Regions from separate parts of the Mus musculus genome. Here region 2 is linked to region 1. Evidence: chromatin loops called from intact Hi-C (ENCODE). Cell type or tissue: left cerebral cortex. All regions are shown on one strand.

What was found. Peaks named below come from ENCODE experiments on the same cell type or tissue, not always from the same donor. Only the 100,000 strongest peaks of a DNase experiment are listed, where the experiment ranks them.
Region 2: it touches region 1 in a loop (1.9-fold over the local background); 2 of 42 quality-filtered maps call a loop at or near these places.

Annotation. Positions count from the first base shown.
Region 1 is chr8:115,093,999-115,097,998 of GRCm38, reverse strand. The region is part of intron 8 of Wwox (WW domain-containing oxidoreductase); the gene reads right to left. Among named protein-coding and RNA genes, the nearest start is that of Gm39257, 130 kb to the right of the region's middle. In left cerebral cortex, a CTCF peak has its summit at 2,269 (motif pointing left); a DNase peak (open chromatin) is centred at 2,225.
Region 2 is chr8:115,329,238-115,333,237 of GRCm38, reverse strand. The region is part of intron 8 of Wwox (WW domain-containing oxidoreductase); the gene reads right to left. Among named protein-coding and RNA genes, the nearest start is that of Gm39256, 310 kb to the left of the region's middle. In left cerebral cortex, no CTCF peak of the experiment used is centred here; a DNase peak (open chromatin) is centred at 2,294.

The sequences.
Region 1 (4,000 bases):
GCAAGCAGAAGGAAAAATATGCAGTACCTAGAAACTGAAAATTCAAGTGTTTGCTTTTTATGGGACACTTGAGGCTCTTAAAAAAGAGAAGTGCTGGAAAACTTAAATACAAAAAAATCACTGTATGATAGCATAAAAGCCCAACAGAACTGAATAGTTTATGAAAATAATTTGAATATTTACACTTCAATTTATGGTCTGAAAATCATCCTTGGACCTTGTTCTTATTTTTAAATGGATTTTTCGAGAGAGTGTTAAATACGTTTTGATTATTTTGACACGGTGCCTACTCCGATATTCTGTGCAATGATTTGAAAGCCAAAAGGAAATTCCTTAAAAATCTAATGTCACTCTATGAGAATGTACGGTTCATATATACAACCAGGCGTGCATTTATAAGCATATGGGGTTTATAACAAGCATCTTGACTTAAAGGAGGACTTTGCACTGTTGTTATTATTGTTAGGGAAAATAATAGTAAATTTAACTCAAGCGAAGCAGTGGGCTGAAATACACCGTAATTCTCTTGACAGGAAAACTCGGGTTCAAATTCATATCTTTTCATTTTCTAAGTCTGAGTTTTGCATGATGGCTTAAAGTGTGTTTTATCCCCGACATTATGGCAACACAGAAGCGTTGCCCATAAAACTGGCGATGAAACGGACCCGGGTTTACCAAGCGCTTCTATTTTGCCTGTTCCGTCATTTATTTCTCCCAGGAAGTCAAAACCTCTTCCTCTCAGGCTTTCTTTCAAGCCACCCATCTAGGAAGTGTATTAATAACTGTTGCAACAGTCCTCTTTCTAAAGCATCCAATATCTAAAAAGATCAGTCTTCAGGTCAAGAAAAAGAATAGGGAGAGCAAAGCCCCAAACACTTTGCTTTTACATTCGAGGGGTTAATGAAACTCAAATATGAAAAATGCATAAATACACAGGGACAAAGAAAGGGCTTTTGGAGGCCGGGAGAACATAGTATCCAGATCTGGGACTGCAGTTTCTTCTGTTTGTTTTTCTTTATGAATTTTAGCAAGATCGAAATGCACACAAGACCTTTGGTTTAATTTGAAACGCACATCCTAGCAACTTAATCTTAGCACTGGGGGGCAGCTGAGGATGTGTGAGGGACAGGAGCAGAAGATTCCATTCATTACAACATCAGAGCAAGAAAGAAAAACAAGTAGTGAGAGAAACCCCCACTTAATCTGCCTACTAAAGAAAGATGCCTATTCGAAGAGACACCGTCCTGGTACCACAGGAGAGGCAGTGAGACAAGACAGGGACAAAAGATACAAGCCTGGCACCAAGGAAGTGTGGCAAAGAGTGCTCATTTGGGTCTGATAAGCGTGCTTTAATGACCACCCTTCCCTCTGACTTGGATTTAAAGGAAAACACGGTGAATAGGAGATCAACCAATGTGGTCCATGGTGCTGGGATTTACTAGACCCCAGGGATCCAAATCTATCTACTTTTTCTATTTGATACACAGGTATTGAACACCTACAGGCCAGGCTGAGGCCTCTCTGTGCTTGGGCAGTGTGGAGATAAGACTGAATCTCTCACCCAGAGAATCGACAAAGAGCCCTGGAGACAGACACATGCTGTAACAACTGAATAATATTTACTGACAGTCTGTTATGTGGCCAATACAACTGCTGGGCCCTGGCATGTTCTATCACGGATAATGCTGGGAGTTACCCGTGTGTCCTTGGGGTAATTACTCCTTATTCACATGCAATAGAAGAAAAATACTATGGTAAATTAATGACTTGGCCAAGGCCACACAGACACATGGGACCCAGAGCTGCTCTCCTGGAGGCTGGTGTCAGAGCTCAAACCCTAGTCATTGATCTCTACATCATCATAACTATCTCTAGAGCACTGAAAATCCTGCTCAAAGTTAAACAACACCAGACTCCTTCGCTGAAACAAGGCTCATTTCATGGAGGAGGGAAAGACGGGCTTTGGTGTGGATCAATGTGACATCTTCATGCTCCCTCAACTAGCTGGAGACAATGTAAGAATTGGCACTCCGGTGGACAGAGCCTGTCTCTTTCCAGCAACCCGGGGCTGCCTCTGTCAAGTCTTGCAATAGCCAAAACTAGTTGCGCAACAACCTGTGACAGGCACCTGCCATGCAGACACATAGTGCTGGGTATCTTAGCCTTAGCCCCTGTGGAGAAAAGGTACCTGCCCTTCAGGCCCCCCTTTTACCTTCTGAACAGTTGAGGGGTTGTTTTCCCAATCCTGGTTGCTGCCACCTAGTGGCAACAGGGATAAGCCTTGATGGTGGGGCCTAAAATGGCCTTGGTGGACAGGGCACATCTTACAGAGGTTGAACGCTGTTCTTACTTTTATACAACGAACACTGAGAGCCCAGGGGATGTCATGGCCACCAGAGATGCTTTGTATATATATTAAGACCTGTGTCCACATGACAGCTGCAAAATCCTGTGATACAGCGGTCTTAAAAGAGATGCTCTGACCTGACAAGCTGCACCAGTGGGAAGCCTAAGAGTGAGGACCTCAGGTTGGATCTTAAACTGGGGGTGAAAGCTGGATGCGGTGGGGCGCGTCTCTAATCCTGGCTCTGTTGCTGTGAGCTGGGTGACAGAGCTGGGAGGATCCCAATATGCCATGAAAAACAAGCCACTCTTTCCCAAAGTAAAGAGTGATGACTGATACCCAAGGTCATCTGATCTCTATGTGCAGGCTCTGGCATGCATGTGCTGTCCCGACACACACACACACACACACACACACACACACACACACACACAAACACACACACATGGGAGAAGGAGAGACAGAGGCAGAGATTTAAATGTATATATTTAAATATATATGTCCTATTAAAGGTGCACATAAACTGATGATAACATTTAGGAAACCCTAAGGAATGACCTGGTTTTAAGCTTTCTTGGTGATGGTGGTGGTGGTGGTGGTGGTGGTGGTGGTAGCAATTCATCCCTAAGGTCTTAGGGTGAGACAGGCCATTGCAGAAATACCAAAAAATTAGGTTTAGGGTAAGAACGTTTTATCATGTGGTATCACCTGTCCTGGAGGCTCAGGTTAACCCTGGATCAACTAGCCAATCATTCGTCAGCCAAGCAACCATGCCTCAGTGATGAGGATTCAGGTGACGAGGACGCTGGACCTTGGGTTTTGGTGACCTTTCACGAGTGGCCACACTCCAGAGTGCAGCCACATACCAATACAAGGAAGACAGTTTGTCCACGCTTCGTGGAAAGGGATGGTGGAAACTGACCATCTGCTACTCTTGGATTCCGCCTTCCGTGTCTCTTTCTCTTGGTCACTGTGATCTGTGCCCTTCTTGCCCTGCAGTAAACTAGGATCAATCATTTTGCAGTTTCCAGTTAACCTTATTAGTCTTTCTAGCAAATTATTAGGCATGAGGTTAGTTGGAGGGTCACCTCCCAATGTGCCTTTGGTGTCAGAAATGAGGACACTGTCAGGCTTGCATCCACTCACGAGGTTGGTCCCTCACTCCTAACAGGATCCTACCGCAAGTCGAGACCCATCCTCCACTAACTAAAACACATTCAATGGGAAGCCGTGTCTGGCGGTTATTTTCTAATATCTGCCTTGATGGATTAAGAAACACCTGGAGATGTGGCCCAGGACTTGTAGAATGCTCATCTAGCATGCAGGGGACCCTGGACTTGATCCTCAAGGTGACATCAGCTAGCTGTGGTGGCATGTACCTGTGATCCAAGCACTTGGGAAGTAGAAACAGGAGGATGAGGAGTTTGAGGCCAGCCTGGGAAAGGAAGGATGAGACAGAGGGAGGGAGAGAGAATAGAAGGGAAGGGAAGGGAAGGGAAGGGAAGGGAAGGGAAGGGAAGGGAAGGGAAGGGAAGGGAAGGGAAGGGAAGGGAAGGGAAGGGAATGGAAGGGAAGGAGAGAGAAAGAAAGGGATGGAGAAGGGTAGGGCGGAAGAAGAAGAAGGGAGGTACCCATGGAGTTAATGAGGCACATCTT
Region 2 (4,000 bases), 240 kb before region 1:
AAACCCATTTGCTGTAGTGCCAGAGTAGCTACAGCCGTGTTCTAATAAAACTCCCAACACAAGCCTAGCCAGGCAACATGATTTGGCCCATGGACTGCAGTTCACAGACCATTGCTCTATAAAACTCAACAAATTAATTATCAGAGTGTATCTTCTAAACGACTTCCCTTCCTTGACAAAACAGACTTGATGTTTTATTGAATCTTTATTCCAGTTTCATCCAAGTTGAAAATATCATAATATTTTGTTGTTGTTATTGCTGCTGCTGCTGTTGCTGCAATGGGATCTGAACCTAGAGCTTTGCGTATATATATTAGGCAAGAATGCTACCTCTAAGTTACACTCCTAGCACTAAGAATTCCTTTTCAAAGCCATCTCATGCATCCCCGATGCCCACAAACTTACTATGACCTTGAGCTTCTGATCCTTCTACCCCACTTTCCAAGTGCCTGTGCCACCATGTGTGGTTTATGCCGTGCTGGGGACTAAACCCAGGCCTTTGGCAAGTCCTTTGCTTACTTAGCTGGATCTCTGAGCCCACACAGTGAAGCTTCCTAAGGCTGTCTGCAGAAGGAAGTTCCCGGTGTGCTGAGCATCCAGAGACATCAATAAGTCCTGTGTGAAGTCTTTAAACTTCACATCCAAACGTCAGGCAGAAATCTATGCTTAATGACTCTATGACAGTTATTCTTAGTTTTTTTTTTTTAATCCAAAAACAATTTGCTATGAAGACATTTCCATGGAAGATAAAACAGGGACTCGTTTGATGCTCCCAGGTAGATGGACATCTTCATCTCCCTTGAATCAGATACCTTTCTCATCGTTGAGACAGAGCTTGGACAGAAGCAGCTTAAGATATATCTGGGCTCACTGTTTTGGAGGGTATGGTCCATCGTGATGTGCAAGGCAAGACAGCTGCAGTGGCTCTGCCTGTGGGCGTAGGTGGCTACTGTATTTCACGTCCATCATGGCTAAAGAGCTTAAACTGGAGCCACGGCTGGACTATACCTTCACAGGCTCACCCACAGTGACCCACCTCAGGCAGCCATCTAGGCTCTATATTCTGCAGCTTCTGTAACTTTCTCAAACAGTTTAGTACCAAGTGTTTAAACACAGGGACTCAAACATTTGATACCCTCTGTCCCTGAATGTATAAGGAGTTAAATCACCAAAAGGAAACAAAACAAAACAAAACAACAACAACAACAACAAAACAGACACCTTGCTTAGCTCAATTTCAAGATGGAGAACAACTGCCCTAACCTTTGTGGGAAGGAGGCAACGATTTTATGCTCCGAAGACTTCAATGCAAACAAGCAAATCAGGGAGATAGGATGGAAGACTCACTCTCTCCTGCTCTTTGTGTCCACTGGTCGACAGCTCTCAGAAAAAGAGAATCCCGGGCCCCTTTGATTGGAAGAGGAACTGCTCCGAATAAATATTCTTTGAGAAATATGCTATGCAGTCTGTTCACCCAGGTCTTCTCGAAGCCAACATACCACGCTGGCTAGAAATTTCCCCCAAGGAGCTGGGGAAAAGCACTTGCAACCCAGGTTCAAATCCCAAAATAAATCAAGGAAAAGCCAGCCTCAATAATGTGAGCATCTGTAACTTCAACCCTCTTAAGACTGGGTGGGTATCTGAGACAGAAGCATTCCCAGGAGCTCTCATGCTCGCTACATGGTGGGAAAACAGCATCAGGAGCCCACGTCACAGCAAGGTAGAAAATGACGACTCACAACAGAGCTTATCCTCTGACCTCCACACCCACTCTGGGGCACGTGTGTACCTGCCCTTATACACATAGCTGTGTGCACATGTGCACACACACACACGCGCGCGCACACACACACAAAGACAGAGCCTTGAGCCCAGCTGCCACCAATGTCTCTCTGTTTATGCAGTTTTCTTCTCCATATAGTAACTTTTTTTTCACTGTCACCAGCAAGTATCTGTTAACTTTTCCACACAGACTTTGAAGATGTTCCACTATGTGTCACAATATGGATCTGAATGCAACAAAGACTATAATTATTGAGCATTTGTGAGAAGCAATATTTTCCCTCCGGTGCGTGTTAGCTCAGCTCTTCATGAGCAGCGTGGGCACTGATGCTAAGGATGCTGCCTGCACCCCTCAGTGCCTTCTCCATGATAGAAATGGAGAAGCGAGAGAGGTGAGCGCTCTGAGCCACTGATAGAGGACAACCCACAATGCTCTCCATCCGCGACCCATGGAGATCGATGAGAGTTTGGCAGGGGATTTGGAAATAAAAGTGGTGATCTGCTGGCATGGGTTAAACATTCTGCCTCCGTGCAAAGAGATTTGAAAGGCTCAACCCAGCACACGAGACTGTGCATCCTAGAGATCCCGCTCGGCAACAGATGGCTTGCAAGGGCTGAATTGCTGTATAAACATTTAACTGAAAGTTTGATCTCCTAAGTGTGGAAAATTAAGCAAAACAAAAGGAAAATGATTCTCAGAGGCGCTTCAATTAGCAATTTGTAATTTCTCTGACAATGCACGCTGTGCCCCGTAACCATGCAAATACCCTCCAGGAAAGGGATTTTAGGAAATCTTGAAAAGAAATCCAGAAACTAAAAGAAGTCATGTGATTGCCAAAAAAAAAAAAAAAAAAAAAGAGGGCATATCGCTTAGCAGCAGCAGTCATAACTTCTGAGCTGTGTATGAAACCACAGAGGAGGACTCACCCAGCACCTGCCTCCCAGACCTTTCCTCTCCTGCATGGAGGACAGGAGGGGACTCTTCGCCCAGCTCTGCTTTACGTACCTTCATCCATTCTCCTGTCTCCAGCTCGCTCTCTCTCCCTCTCCCTCTCCCTATTCCTCCTCCTCCCCTTCCTCCCTTTCCCCCTTCTCTGTGTGCATCTGTGGTACATGCTAGGAAGAGGATACAGGAAAGAAGGACTGCACTTTACCACTGTCAATCATGGGTCATCCGTGGAGGAGAATGGAGAGCCACACAAGAAGTGAGAGGACTGTTGCCTGAAGACCATCACTGCACCCAGAGATAAAGTGTAATGTAAACTTCATTATGTCTGAAGCCTACATCCCACACAGAGAGAGCGATCACCCTGAGGCAGACTCATTTGTAGAGCTTGTTGTTGTTTCGGTTTGTATGTTTTGTAATATAAAAGAAAGGAAAAGTCTTTGGGGACTAGAGAAGAATTTAGTGCCTACAAGTATTCAATAAATGCTTGTGGGATCAATGTTTGGAGCACTGCTCTAGCCCCACTTCTGATGCTGTGAGAAAACACCCTGCATAAGAGCAATTTAGGAAAGGGAAATGGTTCATTCAGTTTACAGTTCCAGGCCACAGACCATTACTTAGTGAACGTCACTGAGGCAGGAGCTTGTGACAGCTGGTCTCACTCAGCACATTCACAGTCAAGAGCAAAGGTGACTGCACCCATGCTGTCAACTGGCTTGCTAATTATATGCTCAGCTAGCTTTCCTCCTAAGCAGTTCAGGACCACCTGCCTAGGGAATGGTGCCGCTCACAGTGGGCTGATTCTTCCTCCATCAGTGAACAATCAAGACAACCCCTGACACATAAGCCCAGAGGCCAGCCTGCTCTAGATAATCTCTCATTGAGGCCCTCTTCCCAGGTGAATCTAGGTCCTGTCAAGTTGTCAGGAAAAGCTGACCAGCAGAGATGCTAGAATGTGATTGATGGCAATTACATCTTTGGATCACTGGAGGAAGTTTGATTAGCTTTCGTGGAAATGCCATGATATTCGGAAAGAGAAGATTTGGTTACCCTTGGAGATATAGAGAGTTTTTAGACCGGCTGCTACATGAAACCATGTCTAAAACTCCTTCCCAGGACCCAAGCAAAAACAAAACAAATGAATGAAGCTATATGGTGAACACTGTTACTAATCACCATAAGGAGGAGGGAGCAAGTCCCTCCTATTTAAGGAATTGTCCCAGAGTCACCTGAGTAAGTGGGGTTTGAACCCAGGCAGTGGAGTTCAGAGTA